Regions from separate parts of the Mus musculus genome. Here region 2 is linked to region 1. Evidence: chromatin loops called from intact Hi-C (ENCODE). Cell type or tissue: heart. All regions are shown on one strand. Each heading gives the region's core, and the rest is flanking DNA. Links, peaks and the distances in the headings are about the cores only.

The links. Peaks named below come from ENCODE experiments on the same cell type or tissue, not always from the same donor. Only the 100,000 strongest peaks of a DNase experiment are listed, where the experiment ranks them.
Region 2: a loop joins it to region 1, with 3 times the contacts of the local background. A loop is called at or near these places in 1 of 42 quality-filtered maps.

The regions. Positions count from the first base shown.
Region 1 is chr15:38,598,613-38,603,990 of GRCm38, reverse strand. It overlaps Gm41309 (a long non-coding RNA gene), which reads left to right and starts at 1,705. Exons shown (of 3, transcript XR_875194.2): 1 at 1,705-1,829; 2 at 3,654-3,747. In heart, for the core only: a CTCF peak has its summit at 2,338; DNase peaks (open chromatin) are centred at 1,670 and 2,370; H3K27ac peaks cover 1,395 bases.
Region 2 is chr15:38,541,630-38,547,007 of GRCm38, reverse strand. No RefSeq gene overlaps it. Among named protein-coding and RNA genes, the nearest start is that of Azin1, 25 kb to the right of the region's middle. In heart, for the core only: no CTCF peak of the experiment used is centred there; DNase peaks (open chromatin) are centred at 2,767, 4,087 and 4,827; H3K4me3 peaks cover 834 bases; H3K27ac peaks cover 4,049 bases.

The DNA of each region.
Region 1 (5,378 bases), core at 254-5,253:
CTTCTCTGGCTTGCTATGGCTGCACTTTAGAAATTAACTAGGAAGGATAAAATGTTCTTCCCGGAAGGAATGTTCTGGAACCCAAGTCATCTTGACACGTTTGAAATCCCTTTCAGAAAAATTTAAAAGGAGACATAATCAGATCTTATGGAGCGATTCTAGCCTTATCACTTCCACCTTTGTTCTGAAGAGGATTAAGTCTTTGGATTTCAAAAATCCTCTTTCTTTATCGCATTATTAATTTGGTAGGTTTAGAAATAGACTGGGCATGGGTAATTCAGGGTTTGGGAGGTGGAGGCCAGAACATCAGGCATTCAAGGTTACAAGAAACTGTCTCAAAAACAAAAACAAAAACAAAAACAAAAACCAAATAAATAGAAAAAGCAAACCAAACTAAAACAAAACAAAACAAAACAAAAAACAAGAGCCGGTGGTTGGCTCGGTGGTTACAGACACTCAACCAGCAAACCCCACAGCCTCATTTCTAGCCCTGGGGTTCCCACTGGCGGAAGGAGAGAACTGACTCCCATCTGTTGTTTTCTGTCCTCCACAGACATGCCATGGCACATATACAATGCCCACCACCAGAAAAAAAACAAGACAAAAAACCTAAGAAACAAAAACAAAATTAGAGTTCAAAATAATGCCTTTTAAAAATAAAAAATTACACTGCCCTTTAAATTTTAAGTATGTTTGCCTCCCAGTCACACCCTGTTAACTTTGAACCTATTACTGTTATGATCTGCTTAATCTTATGAAATATGCATATGCATGAGCCTTAAATACATTCGATGTACTAATGGGTTCTAAGGAGGACGGTTTAGCTTCTATGTTTCCATGAAGTGAAAAGTTACCTCAAAGAAATTCTCTAATTCTAGTCCCATTTGTTCTCTCACCTTTCAGCTCTAGAGTACCCTAAAAGCTGTATGTCTGCCCTTGAGATTCACAAAATGACAGAGGTGTTTCAGTCCTAAACTGCTAGGGCACATGTAAGAAAGACCAAGCCGGATGAGTAGCCTCTCTGGGAGACAGAGTCATTGTTGTAGTCTGTGGTGTACTGACATCCAGCTTGGCGCCAGCTTCTGCATGCACACCCCTACACACACAGTGTTCCCTCCCTCCCACCCCCTCACACACCACCACCCCCCCACACACACACTGCAGCACCATGTAGCCCAAGTTTCAAACTCACAGCTATCGATCATACTTCAGTTTCCTACGTGTTGTGATATACGACCCCCACCCCCACCCCCACTCCCTGCGAGATTGTTTAATGAGTGTGCCTCATTGGTAGAATGCTTGCCTGCTATGTGTAGGCCCAGGGTTGGATCTCCATCATGGCAACAAACAAAACAGCAACAACAAAACAAATAAACAAACAGCAGGGCATGGTAACTCCTTCCTGTAATCTCAGCATCCCAGCACCGAATTGTTCAAGACCAGCCTGGGTTGCATAAGTCAAATTCTGTCTCTGAAAACCAAAATCAAAGAAAAATGATAGAATTCACGTGCCGTACAGCTCACACTTAAATTGCATTTAGTACATTCACAGGGTGTGAATCACCACCACTCTCTAAGTTTAGACTGTTCTCATCACCCCACAAAGAAACCCCGTGTCTTGTGAGCAGTGGCTGCTCGGTTCTGCCTTTCCTCAGTGCTTGGCAACCACGAATCTGCTTCCTGTCTGGGGAAGTCAGAAGGGCTTTTGTAGTCAGAAGCCTGGTGCTGGTTTCACAATGCCCGGTGCTCAACCGGCTCTTTCACTCCCACATCTATCTGGCTCTCAGTTTCTTCATTTGGCAGACGGGTGCTTCTCAGCTGCACAACAGGTAGAAACAGACTGTAACTCAGAGGTGGAGGGCTTGCATGAGATGTTCGTTTCACACTGAAAAAGAAAGAAAGGAATGAAAATGAAAAGAATCCGGGCACTGGTGGCACATGCCTTTAATCCCAGCACTTGGGAGGCAGAGGCAGGTGGATTTCTGGGTTTGAGGCCAGCCTGGTCTACAAAGTGAGTTCCAGGACAGCCAGGACTAGACAAAGAAACCCTGTCTCGGAAAAAAAAAAAAAAGACTATGTGTCCGTCAGCCAGCTGTTTCCACACATGCTATATGCTGCAAGTGTACCCCCAGATGGACACACGCTTTATGCTGCAAATGTACCCCCAGATGGACACACGCTTTATGCTGCAAATGTACCCCTTGGACAGAGCTAGTTCCTACTCTGAGCTGGCTGCTTTTTTCTAGGTGTGCACACTAAATTCTAGAAAGCGTTACTTTCCGCTTCCTGACAGTTCTAACAGTCCACAGTAGAGTCATCTCTGCTCTTGCCTTGGTGAGCCACCAGGTGACTTTAATAATCAGTTCCCACAGGCCAGGGTTTACCCACACCGGAAAATTGGCTTGGTCTACTTGCTAAACAGGATACGGAATACGCTATTGGCAGAGGCTTACAGAAGTTTGTTCAGTGATAGCTCGTTACCCAGTGATTTGGAAGAACATCAAGTCATTTAAGGTTGTTTTATCTACTATTTAAAAGGGAGAAATGCTGTGTGTGTGTGTGTGTGTGTGTGTGTGTGTGTGTGTGTGTGTGTGTGTGTGTGTGTGTGTGTGTGCACGCGCGCGAGCGTGCTTGTGTGCGTGTGATTGAAGTTTCGACCTGTAGGCAATTTTGGAGCATTCTAATACACTTTGCAAAAATCATGTATCAAGCAGGCTTACATTTAAGTATGAGCAGTGAGCAGGGCATGGCGACTTTAATCCCTGCATTCAGAAGACAGAAGACAGAAGGAGGCAGATCTCTGTGAGTTCAAGGCCAGCCAGGGTTACATACTGAGACCTTGTCTCAAAAGATAAAGCATAGCCAGAGGTGTTCAATTCTGATTGCCAATTAGAATCATCTTATTTTACTTGGGTTTTCATTAATTTGTTTATTTATTCACTTTACATCCTGCCTGTCTTGGCCTTCCTCCCTCCTTTCCTTTCAGTTCTAAGATCACAAATCCCTCCCCCTATTACCCCATTTACCTTCTCTAAGGAGAAGAGGAACCTCCCCTTTGGCATTGCCCCTTTGTGGAACATCAAGCAGCATCAGGATTAAATGCATACTCTCCCACAGAGGCCTGACCGGGCAGTCAGGCTAGGGAAAGGGGATCCAATGATAGGCAACAGAGTCTGAGACAGCCCGTTGTTAGGGGACTCACATGAAGACCAAGCTGCACATCTGCTACAAATGTGTAAGAGGCCTAGGTCCATTCCCAGCATGCTCTTTGGTTGGTGGTTCAGTCTCTGTGAGCCCCATGGGCCCAGCTTAGTTGACTCTGTAGGTCTTCTTGTGGTGTCCTTGACCCCTCCAGCTAACTCAGTCCTATCTGCCACTCTGCCACACGTTCCCCATGCTCTACCTGATTTTTGGCTGTAGTCTCTGCATCTTTATCCATCAGCTTCTGGGTGAAGCCTCTTAGGAGACAGTTATACTAGACTCCTGTGGTGGTTTGAATATGCTTGACCCAGGGAGTGGCACTATTAGGAGGTATGGCCTTGTTGGAATAGGTGTGGCCTTGTTGGAAGACGTGTGCCATTGTGGGGGTGGGCTTCGAGACCCTCCTAGCTGCCTGAAAAAAACAATCTGTTCTTGGCTTCCTTTGGGTGAAGATGTAGGACTCTCAGCTCCTCCAGCCCGTGCCTGCCTGGATGCTGCAGTACTCCCGCCGTGATGATCATGAACGCTGAAATGGACCTCAAAACTGTAAGCCAGCCCCAATTAAATGTTTGCCTTTATAAGAGTTGCCATGGTCATGATGTCTCTTCACAACAATGGAAACCCTAAGACAAACTCCTGTCTGCAAGCATAGCAGAGTATCATTAATAGTGTCAGGGGCTGGCTCTCTCACATGGACGGGTCTCAAGTTGGACCAGTCATTGGTTGGCCATTCCCTCAATCTCTGCTTCATCTTTATCCCTGTTCATTTTGTAGTCAGGACAAATTCTGGGTGTAAGGTTTTGTGAGGTTTACTTACTTTTAATTTTTATTTATTTTTATTTTATTTTATTTTATTTTATTTTTTGGTGTTCTACAAGAGCATCAAGTACTCTCCCTCTTTTTTAAACATTTTTATTTATTTTATGAATGTGAGTATACTGTTGATCTCCTCAGACACACCAAAAGAGGGCATCGGATCCCATTACAGATGGTTATTAGCACCATGTGGTTGCTGGGAATTGAACTCAGGACCTTCAGAGGAGCAGACAGTGCTCTTAACCGTTGAGCCATCTCTCCAGCCCTTATTTGGACTTTTAATTTAGAATGAACTACAATCTAGAAATGGAAGACACAGGCTTTTGATCTGAATCTTGAGGATTGTGCCATGAAAAGCTTAGGCCCAGGTGCTGCAGTACACACCATCAATCCCAGGAGACAGAGGCAAGCCAATCTCTGAGTTCAAAGCCAGCCTGGTAGAGAGCAAATTCCAAGCAGAAAAAGCTTAGGTCCAGGTGTGGTGGTTCACGCCTTTAATCCTAGAAGTCAGGAGACAAGGCGTGTAGGCCTCTGAGTTCAAGATCAATTTACAGAGCGAGTTCCAGGACGTCCATGCTTAGGCAATGAAGGATGTAATAGAACAAGGGGGCTGTTTTCCAGCTCCAGCAACCAGCAGAACTCAGCAGCTTTGGCCATGTGGCTCTGGCTTTAGAGTCAAAAATAGAAGGGATTACTGAGACAATTAATGTTTGTTATGTGAACTAAGAAATTAGCAGTGATTAAGAAGAGACCAGCATCGCTGTGGAGAAATCTTCTGGGAAATGTTTTCTGAGAGCACAAAGAAGCTGTGTTCCAGAGATAACCAAGGTTGTACCTCATGCTGCAGCTAAACTTGGTAATGTGTAAGAGTCACCCAAGTTGTACTGGTTTCGAAGGCACGTAAACCAGCCCCAATTAAGTGTTGTCCTTTATAAGAGTTGCCTTGGTCATCGTGTCTGTTCACAGCAATGGAAACACTAACTAGTTATATGGAAACACTAACTAGTTATTGTAGCTCTCTACACAACTGAGGATTACCATGAACACCTGATCATCACACCTCTACATCCCAAGTGCTGGGATCACAGGTATATACCACCACACCTGACTCTCTGGACAGCTTCAAAACTCCTGATTCCTGGATCCCAATCTACAACAAATAGATCAGAATCTTGGTCTTGTTTGCTTTTAATTCTTTAGATGATTCTAGTATCCAAATTTGAAAATTGCCACTATATCTTAGCTATTGTTACCCTGTCTTTGATACAAAATGAAACCCCTCTTAAATGCCAAAGCTCTCTTCCTCCTTGTGTTGATTTCCTTCAGAAGCCTTCATGTCTTTATCAGCAGCAAGATTCCCG
Region 2 (5,378 bases), core at 275-5,274, 57 kb after region 1:
TAGGTGGTTGAGATCTAGCTCTGAGACCACCATTCCCCAAATCTCTTTATCTCTTTCCTTAATATCTTTCTGATAAGCTGGCTCATTAGTGCAGCTGTTTCTGTTCTTTGAGGCCTGTGAAACCCCTCATACAATTCATATTGCACCCATATATTTTGCATAGTTGCATACGTTCTTGAATTCATGTTTTCAGAGCTCTTTCCCACAGCCTTAAGGGCTGTCCTGAAGGTCACAGCATTCACCACCTTGCTGAAGAACACATTCTCATCTCCCAGACTCATGCTGTTTCTAATTATCATGGAGCCATTAACTTTAACAGGGAGAGCATTCCCCAAAGGAGGAACATGAAAATATGTACATTATTGTACAAACAAGCCCCATACCCACAGCAAAGTCCACGCTCATGGAGGCCCACACCCTGCTAGCTCTGCTCCAAGGCTGGGAACTGTGTTACTCCAACCCTTATGCATGGCAGGACTTGGCAGATTCCCAGGAACCAACACGGTAGAAGCAGACAATCCTACAACTCACACATACACACACACACTCAAGCACATGCACATATACACACAAATACACACATGTATACATTCACACACACATATGAATGCACATATAGACACATATGTACTCATACACACACAAACACATATACATGCATACACACAAGAGAAATAAATGAATGGAAAATTTTTAATTTAAAAATATGTGCATATTGGCATATATCAGAGAAGTGGCTATTCAAATTCATTGAACATTCTTACTTACAATATGGTCTTGTGCAGCCCAGGCTGACTTCAAACTCTCTATGCAGCTAAGGAAAAATGACCTTCTGATCCTCCTGCTTCTCTACCTCCTGAGTGCTGGAATTAAAGGCATGCACCACTGCACCCAGCCTTATCCTGTGTCAGGAATCAAACTCAGTGCCTTGTGCATGTTAGACAAGCCAGCCACAAACTTAGGAGAGGCGAGGAATAGATATTGAATGCCTTCCTTGATCACTCTCCCTCCTACTTTTTGAGATAGGGATCTTTCATTAAACAGCATCTTATTGATTGGGGGTGGGGGTTAGGAGGGTTTGCCTATCTTACCCTACCCTCAACCCTCAGCACTGGTGTTACAGATGTGTGTCACTGCACCTAACATTTATGTGGGTGCTGGGGATCAGAGCACAGTTCACAGCTGAGCCATCTTTCCCCTACAGATACTTTTTTAAAAATTAAAACTGTGTACATCTGCAGGCAGGCATGTGCACATACGCAGGCATGTGCACATATGCAGGCAGGTATGTGCACATATGCAGGCATGTGTGCATATGCAGGCATGTGTACATATGTAGGCACGCACATACTGGAGATCAGAGGGCAGCTCTCAGGGGACAGTTTTCCCTTTTGTCATGTGGATTCTGAAGCCCTACACTTGGTGACAAGTGTCTTTACTGAGTGAGACATCTCACCTGCCCATATACTCCTGTTACTATATATGGTTTGTAAGCATTTTGCATACATTTCTAAGCAAAAAGAAAATATGCCCAAAGAGTAATAACTACTAACCACCAGAGCCAGACATTGATGAGCAAGCTTGTAATCATACCCCTAGGGAGGTTGAAGTAGGAGGACTGGGAATTTGAGGCCAGCTGGGCTACCTAGCAAGGTCCAACATGGAGCACATAGCAAAAGTATAATTTAAAAGGGGTCTGGAGACATGGTTCAACAGGTACGATGCTTGCTCTTTTTCTAGTGGACCTGAGTTCAGTTCTCAGCAGTCACATTGGGCAGCTCACAACTGCCAGTAAGTCTGATGGTCAGAAGGACACCCATACACACATGGGATACATTTACACATATACATGAAGATAAAATAAACCTTTGAAAATTATATCTATATATTTTTTAAGCTATCAGAGTGATGCCTAGCCCTGGAAATTTCAAATGACACCATCGTTGCCAACTTGGAGATAACTTTACTTCCTATCAGCACCATCAAACTGCCCACAAGCAATCACCACAGGTGCAAGAGTGGACACTCAGCATGGGCCGGTGTGGGAGGAGTGGACACTCAGCATGGGCCGGTATGGGCAGAGAGGCTGGACAGAGCTCTGCTGTGAAGAACTGGAGAGCTGGAGGAAGAGACCCTAAGTTGCTCCTCCCACCCTGCCTGTACCAAGGATATTAACTGACAAAGCCTATTTTGGTTTTCCTTCCAGGGATCAGTTAGAGACATGCCTCTGAATGTATAGTCTTGTGAGTGCTCCATGCCCCGCCCCCACCCCTCATTTACACACACACACACACACACACACACACACACACACACACCTGACCTTGTTTCTAATTTCAGATTCATGCAAAAGTGTTTCAGACCAGGTTTTCTGTTCACTTTGTTTCTGGGGCCTCCTTCCTGTGGGGCTGAAAACAGAGACGGTGACAAGATGGGGAAGAAGCCACACATGCTCTCAAGCAGAACCCAAGGGAAGGGGACACCTCCCTTCATCCGGGGTTGAGCCGAGATCGAATGAGATGGCTCTGGGAATGGTGCATGGGAGGGCTTCATAAGCTCTAGCTATCATTACCCTCCTATTATTACACCTCTTTGGCTGAATGCTCTTCTTAAGCCCTGGAATTGGCACTGTCCTATGAGTGACCCTGATGCTGCCTGTCCCTCTATAGCTTTCTACTCTGTCTTTCCCAGCTAGCTGACTACATGTTCTACAAATAGGCGCTGATGCAGCCAAAAGCAGTCAACACTCACATTTGATAACGTTAGAAAGTCACGGTGCCCAGATGCACAGGAAAACTGAGTCCCCCAGAGGAAGGTGAGTCACTGGAACTGCCCTGCAGAGAACCTCAGCAGCACTCTGTGAGAGTCTCCCTTACCACCTAAAATAGCATCCCACTTTCCCGGGAACTTGGTATAATTTAGAGGTTGCAGCCAAAAGCCAGGAATAGCAGCAGGAGCCAGCCATGGACAAGGCTTACACATGCAGGGAGAGCTGTAATGGTGAACAGCTCACTTGGGCCTGAACACCTTGGCACAGCAGCTGAGAACATGGGACTTGGAATCACACACCCTAGATCATCACTAAGCGTCTGACCCCAATTTTTAATCATCTATCAAAAGGAGACGGCATTATTACCCACTACTAAGTGCTGCTTCACAGGGATAAAAAGTTAACACACGTTCGAGCCTGGAGCAGTGCCTGGCCTCCAGGGAGTACTTCACAGCATGTATGACAGGCTGGTAGCTCAGTGAGACAGGTGCCTGCCTATCAAAGAGAGACAGATGTCTACGGTGACCCCAGATCTACGGAGCCCAGCTTGTCTGGCTATGTGGTGAAGGAGAAGAAGATAGCTTGGTGCTGTGTGTCACTGCGGTGCTTGACTGGAAGGACGGCCTCCTATCACACTGAGCCACCTGCAGCCCACAGCACCAGAAGCTGAAGTGATGAGCAAGGAAGCCTGAGCTATGGGTGGAAAGGACACCCATTCCATTCAAAACATTTCCGAAGAAAGCCAGGTTATACTTGCGTATGACTTAAGGACCTTCAGAGCCATTATCTTTGCCTAGCAGCCTTTGGCTTAGAGATTACATTAAAATAAATTCTCAAATCCATCATCCACGGTCCGACACACCACTGGGATTTCCAGACTGAGTTACTGTCAGTCTCAGGTCTTTTATGATTCTAGCCAGGCATGTGGAGTTCACAGTTTGTGACCCCCCTCAGAGTAGCCCTACCATGCTCTTTAGTTTCGTGGCAGTGGTTTGGCATCTTGGCAGGGACTTCCATCCTGTCTCGCTGGCATTTCCTGGCCCCACTATGATTAAACTCATGGGCTTGCAGTGGTAAGTATACCGGTGAATAAAAGGACAGGGTTGGAGAATCTGCCTGAGGTCAACCTGTTCTCAGCCCTCACTGGCTCTGAATTAAGGCAAATTCTTCCATCTCCCAGAGCCTGCTCTCCTCTTCATCAAAACGAGAATTTCGGGCATTTGCAGTCCTTGTTAAGAGGAGGCAGGCGATAAAGAAGGGCTTAGCATAGACCTGGCAGGGCTGTGCTAGCTCAGCCTGAGCTATTATTAGCAGGCAGGGAAGAGCAGGCCCAGGCCTTGCAGCTGCTCTCTTACACCCCCTTCCCATGCCCCCTGCTTCCACTCACCAGGTTTGAGTGGGATAATTACCAACGGGCTGAAATCAGAGTGGAGCTTAGGTAGATCTAAAATTACAAGCCAACTGCAACAAACTACTTCAGCTGTTCTGGTTGTAAGGGACCCTGTAGCCAGAGAAACTATTATTTTGCTTGTGTGTGTGTGTGTGTGTGTGTGAAGTAATTTGAGCTCGGGGATGAGGGTGAGGGTGGGAAGCATCCTGTGGTATAAATGGAGAATACCATAGCAGAATCCCAGAGGCTTCATCTGAGGCAAGAACTCTAAGGGAAAGGAAACAGGCCAGGTCCTTGTGTTCTATGATGTAGGTGGCCAGGATGACCAGGATCAGAAGGGATGGTACTAGTATTTGTTTTGGACTCCAGGGAAACAGAACTCTAAACTCTTCACTACTCCATGTTTGCAAAACAAAACAAAACCCATCAGCAGTGCCCCCCCCCCCCCCCGGCCTCCTACCCTGTTATTACAACAAGACCTAGAGCATTTGCTGATCTTTTCCAGTGCTGGACTGGGCTCTACCCAGCTCCCCAGAAGAAACAAAACAAAGAGAAACTCAAAGGAAAATAGTCCTTATCTCTCTGAGGTTAGCCCCCCTCCTTCTTGTCTAGCTGACTTAATATCAAATGGAGGCCAAAAAATGATCAACAGGGCTCCTGCTTATCTCAGAATGCAAGTCCAGCCTTCCCTGCCTGCAAGTAAGTGTTTAGTCCAGGCTACTCTCTGCCAATGAAACAGATTTTCCTCCCTGGAGTTCCCTGGGGTAGTTGGCCAGGAATCCCCTAAAGTTCCATAAAAACCAGTGTCATGTGGCTAAATCCTGAGCTACAGCAGTCTAACCCATTCTAGAGCGTTCTGTTGAATGAGGGTAGGGGTACAGAGGGAAAGGGGAAAACAACAGAAATCTCTTTGGCATATTTTTGTTTTGGTACCAGGGACTGAACTCAGGGCCTGTGTTCACTCCTGACACCAACATTGAGCTTTGCCCCCAGACCCTACCCTCTAGCTTGTGAATTTGGCTTAACCTGCTCTCTAAACAAGCTTGGGGATATAAATCTGTCCTGATCAACTTTCCTGTGAGAAATCACATTAGTTTCTTTAGAGTTGGTCCCCCCCCCTTTTTAATGTGTGTGTGTGTGTGTGTGTGTGTGTGTTTGTGTGTGTGTGTGTGTTTGTGTGTGTGTGTGTGTGTTTGTGTGTGTGTGTGTGTGTGTGGT